2 separate regions of the Homo sapiens genome follow, and region 1 is linked to region 2. The links are chromatin contacts, found by Hi-C or POLR2A ChIA-PET in ENCODE. All regions are on one chromosome and are shown on one strand. The core of a region is the stretch at or near the end of the contact, and the rest is flanking DNA. Distances in the headings are between cores, read along the strand shown.

Region 1 (2,795 bases), core at 19-2,518, 3.3 Mb after region 2:
AAGGTTTCGCCATGTTGCCCAGGCTGGTCTCCAACTCCTGAGTTCAAGCGATCCGCCTGCCTCAGCATCCGAAAGTGCTGGGATTACAGATGTGAGCCACCACGCCAGGCCAAATTAGTATTATTCTTTTAAGAACCGAAGAAGGCTCAGGTTGAAAATTTTTAATTAAAAAAAAAAAAGAAAAAAGGTTTCCTTGTTTTTAAATATTTTAATGGAAACATATGAGTCAGATTTCAAAAAGTAGGCTAACGGTGTTTAAATACTGTGCCAGTGTATTTGAGAAGCTGAATGAAAACAAAAGTACCTATATTTTAAAAATAAATACAATACAAATAAGGAAAAGTTCATTCTACGATTTCAATTTATCAATCAAGCTACATGGTAAAGAGAATCATTTCAATTGTTTTTCACCTCCACAGCAGTGTTTGAGGTTGGTAGGCTCTCCCAGGAAGCTTGGAATCTTAAGCAACTCTCAATTAGCCCTCAATTTCTCTATTTTAAATTAATCTGCTGACCTGTTGTGGGTAAACATCCATAAATTCTGCCCTGGCTGAGAAACATTTAACTTTTTCGTCTAGGATGAATGTGTGGGTGTGTGTTTGTAAGGGAGGGGTAACTCCTTTTGACCAAAGTGTTGATGGTTTTCTAAGTAAATACTTGCTATCCACAAGAATTTTTTTTTTCGTTTATGCTGCTTTTTCTCCCTTTCTGCACTATAAAGGCTGGCCTTCCAATTCCTGCCCCGACCCTTCACCGTGATCCAATCCCACAAGGTTCCCCTAATTTCTGCTCCGGGTGGCACCTGACGGCCAAAAGTGAACCCCTGCGGTTGTCGCCAGCTAGACGCGGATAGGGCGGACGACTGTCACCGGGGAGCAGGCGTGGGCCAAAGCCGAGGTGATTTCTGACTGCTCACTGGCGGGCCTCGCGTGGCTGAAGGTCTCCGAGCCCCTCGGTTCGCCCCGGCAAGCCAGAAGTGCAGCTGTCGCGGGGCAGGAAGCTAATCGCGGCCCCTGCGCCGCTTTGACAGGCCGAGTGAAGAGAAAACGGGCTCACTGCAGCTAACAGCCTCACCCCTTGGGCTAGGAAGCCACGGAAGCAAAACCTCCGCCCCGGCCTGAAAGCAACCGGGAGACCGCGGAACCACTGCCACCGACTCAGCCCTGCCCAGCAGGGGCCCGCCCAGGGGCCACTCCCCAAGGGAGGCAGCCAGTCACTCGCCCGCCCTTCCGGGCCCACTCCCGAGGGGACGGTCTCCCGCCCGCCCTCACACACAGCTAGCTCTTCAGGCCAGGCCCCCAGGGTTTCGTCCACCTCTCACCTTTGACGACGCGGTCAGCCCCGGGAGGGGGCGGCGGGGGCGGGGGTGGGGGCGGTGCAGCCCGGGCCGGCTCCGGGGCGGCCATGCTGGGCCCGGGGCTCGGCTAGGCTCTGGGCCGGGCGGGGTTGGGGGCGGGGGCGGCGGCTACCAGAGCCAAGCGGCGGCGCCGCCGGGGAACATGGCGGACCCTCTTTCCCTACAGAGGGGCTAAGACCGGCATGCACTGCGCGTGCGGGGGTGGGGGCGGGGTAGGCTCTAGGGACTTGGGCAAAATTACTGAAGCTAGGAGAGAAACAGGACGAGGCCAAGGGATCAGGTTAAAATTCTTTGCATGCAGAATGAAGAATGAGGAGGTGCTGCGATCGAACGACTGCGAGGAAACACACCCGCTCTCATGGCATTCCCAGTAAACTGAGAAGACGTGATTAAACCTCAGGATCTCCTACTAATAGAGAAATGTATAACGATTTAGCTACCAGATCTGAATACTGAAGGGTTGGTAGGGGACCAGAGAATAGAGGAAGCATTGTAGGTTCTAGAGTGGAGAAGGGACCATCCAAAATGGAGTTTGAAAGAGAATTCTGGCCTTTGTGTTTAGAGTCTGGAATTGTCAAGAGTCTGAAAGCACAGAATAAGACTGCAGCTAGAGCAATTTAGGCGCCATAGTTTGTCAAAACAGGTAAGGGGAATAAAGGGGATGACACCAAGAGATGTGCAAAGAATCTGAAGAATTCACCTGAAAAGGATACAACCTCCTCCTGGAAGGCAGAGGAGTAAATAGGGAATTGGAAATTAATTCCTTATTTCTGCACATGCACAGAATCTGGGCCCAGGTGACTTATGGAACCTTTATAGAGACCACGGTGACTGACACTCATGGGAAAGGGGGTAGAGGGGCAAGAACTGACTGTTCATCAAAAATTATTAGATGAGTGTGTCCACGACACCAGGAGATATGTTGAATCATGGACAGGGACCAGCATATCCACTAAGCTCTATATATCTTGATGGTGCAGGATCCAAGTGGGATGGAACAACCAATTCCTGCCCATCCTCCTGCTCAATAATACATGTGCTCAGAATCTGTTCATAATGCATGGTGGTAAGTAAGTAGTAGTCCGAAGGTCCAAGGAGTACCTTTCTACCTCTTCTTTGTGTCAATTTCTATCCTGAGACCCCAGGAAAAGAGGAAGGGAAAGACCCAACAATGGATTTTTTCCAAAAAGGGAACCCACAAGCTATTTTTTAGAGGGAAGAGTCTCGGGAGTGAGGCACAGGTGAAAATGGATCTTTCTGGCATGGAAGGGCCATAACACCACAGGGGAAGGGAAAGGGAGAGGCCCCCACGGAAGGAGAGGAAGGAAGGGACAGGAGGCACGTCACAAACTTATAAGATAGAGGGAAGGCACCTGGAGTACATTGATCAGGAGTGAGTCTGTAAGAAGAGCTTGAATCCCCAGAAAATCTTCCTAAG
Region 2 (2,700 bases), core at 126-2,625:
CACAAGAAAGGCCTGCACAATACTCAAGAGTATTAGGGCTGGACCCAGATCTGAGACCTGGAAAGGGATGAAGTGGCGTCAGCCCTGCGGGCTTACTTGGGGGTGGTGGAGCGCACCAGGACCCTGGCTGCTTCCCGAGGGGACACGTGCCGACAGGTCACTACAAGGCGGGGTGCCACAGCCACTCCGGAGCCCCATACGGTGCCGCACTCCACCAACACTGCCGCGGCTGCCCACAGGGGCCCGGAGTCTCGGAGGGGCAGACCCCACGGGACGCCCACCTCTGGCGGCAGAAGGGCGGCCAGGGCAGCGGTGCTGTGCGGCAGGCGGTGAAGCGCGTCGCGGGCGGCGCGGAAAAGGGGGGCGGCGGCGCAGAGCAGCGTGAAGCCCACCCATTCGCCGGCCTTCCAACAGAGCGGCGCCACCACCAGCGCCACCAGCGCCCCCGCGGGCCGCGCGGTGAACACGCCGCCGCCCTCGGTGCCGGGCAGGCAGCGTGCGTCGGTAAGCAGCAGTGGGCCGGCCACGTTGCTGAGCACCCCGCAGCTCAGCGTGTTGAGAAAGATGTCGGGGCAGAAGGCGCCGAAAGGGGAGCCGCAGACCAGCAATGGCGCACCCTTGGGCACGGCCCCGAGAGGCGACACCGCCATGGCTGGCCCGCGCTCCTCCTCCACCTCCTCCTGGCCTAGCCGCACGCCCAGCAGCGCAAACCAGCCCAGCGCTCTCAGTTGATCCGCCTCCTCGTCCTCCGACACTTCGTCATCCCGCGCCGCGCTCGAGAAGCGCCACTGTTCCGCTGCCTCGTCCCCGAAGAGGCGCGCGAAGTGGGCCCAGAAGGCCGGGCAGCTCAGCAGCAGCAGCAGCTCAGCAGGAAGCCGGGGCTGCAGGGGACGCCCGCGGGACGGGGCAGGTGGGCCGGGCTCGAGGCTCGCGCACTGGGGCGTGCACAGCCCTGGGCGGCCCCGCTCCGCGCCGCCCCCGGGACCCGCGGCCGTTGGGGCCCACTGCACGTGCAGGCGCAGGTCGTCCCTGCAACTGTCGCCAGGCAGGAAGACGGCGCCGGCCGCGGTCAGGACTTCGCTGCCAGCTCGCAGGAAGGGGACGAAGATGCCCCCGTGGCAAAGCACCAGGCCCGGGCTACGGCTCAGGATTACCCCGCTGCAGCTCCACGGGCCCGCCTCGGGCTGTCCGGCCCGGGAGGCGCTCACCATGCAGCCCGCCTGCTCGGCCGCCCTCATGGCAGACCCCCACTGCCTTCTCATGGCCTCTAGGCCGGACACTCGGGAGCTTCTCCGAGAAACAGCAAGCTAGCGAGCGAGGACCCCTACCCGGTCCGGCTGAAGCTGCCTAGCGCCACCCACAGCTGGAAGCGAGAGGCGCAAGCTCTGACTCACGTCTTCCTCATCGAGCCCGATTGGCTAAGCCCCAATTGACCCGACCCGATTGGCTGGGCTTGTACCGAGCTCTGATTGGCTTCCTATTCTGATTTTTTTTTTCCTTTCCCCGCCCTCGTTAGTTTGTCCAACCGGTGGGACATAATCTGCCCCATTCCCCCGGATGAGCCCCGGGGAGAGTAAGAGGAGTGCGGCGTCACGAGGAATCAGAGGAGAGGAGGGTGGGTCCCTTCAAGCCTAGTCTCGTTTGCTGGAATGTGGGAAAGGGAATAGAAATGAGCGCTGACGTGCCTAGATTTGCCCAGGCCACGACAGTACCTGTGAGCATCTGCCCAGGTCTAGGCGACCTTCAGCCTCTGACCCTTGGGATAATATGGACCAAGGAAATCCTTGGCCAATTCAGTGTTTTGAAAATTTAAAAGTAAACCCTATAGCAATCCACTAGGGGGCATGGAACTCTCAAGATTACTCCTAGGATTTTTTTTTGCTGCCAAAGCCCCAACACAAATCTCCGAGAAACTGGATTTGCTGTAAATTAAATTGCCCTTTAAATCGACTATGAACAGTAGCTGAAATCAAAAATTTTAATCATACAGGCCTATATTTTACAGTGTGCACATTTCACATAACATAACCACCAGCCAGGATTTATCTAGGCCAGGGTCCAAATACTTTCTGTAGAAGGCCAGAATGGAAACAGTTCCAGTTTGGGGGGACCATACAACTTGTCTCAAATAGTCAACTCTGCAGCTGTTGCATACAAAAGCTAAAGGAATGGCGGTGGCTGTGTCCCAATAAAAAGATACAGACATTGAAATTTTAATTTCATACAATTTTTTGTGTCCAAAAATAGCATTCTTTAAATATTTTTTCCAACCATTTAAATATGTAAAAACCTTTCTTTGCTCACAGGCCATACAAACACAGGCAGCAGGCCCGATTTGACCCACAAGGCATAGTTTACCATCTCTAGTGTACACTAACATAAACTGCTCTACTTTTCCAAAGAAGTACGCTTTAGGACAGAGGAGGATGAACGAGTATGTCGGGGAGTGGGGGGGCGCGGAGCTTCATGATACCCTCAATCAGTCACCACAAGCTAGACAGTTTACAAAGGTCTGCTTTATCACTGAATTGATAAAATACACATTATTTTTTATTTATTTATTTATTTTTTTGAGACGGAGTCTCGCTCTGTCGCCCAGGCTGGAGTGCAATGGTGCGATCTCCGCTCACTGCAAACTCCGCCTCCTGGGTTCACGCTATTCTCCTGCCTCAGCCTCCCCAGTCGCTGGGACTACAGGCG

Evidence for each region. A loop is a pair of places that touch in the nucleus more often than their neighbours do. ChIA-PET counts read pairs that join two places held with the same protein, here RNA polymerase II (POLR2A). Pooled maps may share reads with other maps.
Region 1: a loop to region 2 is called in a pooled map, with 7 times the contacts of the local background. The contact joins the promoter of PPP3CB-AS1 here to the promoter of TYSND1 in region 2. A Hi-C loop is called at or near these places in 1 of 50 pooled maps. POLR2A ChIA-PET finds 5 or more read pairs at or near these places in 2 of 52 experiments (CD4-positive, alpha-beta memory T cell and activated T-cell).

What each region holds. Positions count from the first base shown.
Region 1 is chr10:73,494,484-73,497,278 of GRCh38, forward strand. PPP3CB-AS1 (PPP3CB antisense RNA 1) reads left to right here and starts at 1,269. Exons shown (of 5, transcript NR_132104.1): 1 at 1,269-1,334; 2 at 1,659-2,000. It overlaps PPP3CB (protein phosphatase 3 catalytic subunit beta), which reads right to left and starts at 1,541. Exons shown (of 14, transcript NM_021132.4): 1 at 1,322-1,541. The coding sequence starts at 1,406. RefSeq lists enhancers at 608-1,067, 1,558-1,747 and a silencer at 1,128-1,477.
Region 2 is chr10:70,145,325-70,148,024 of GRCh38, forward strand. TYSND1 (trypsin like peroxisomal matrix peptidase 1) reads right to left here and starts at 1,376. Exons shown (of 4, transcript NM_173555.4): 1 at 97-1,376. The coding sequence starts at 1,262. SAR1A (secretion associated Ras related GTPase 1A) reads right to left here. Exons shown (of 7, transcript NM_020150.5): 7 at 1,965-2,700. RefSeq lists silencers at 278-507, 838-1,147 and an enhancer at 638-687.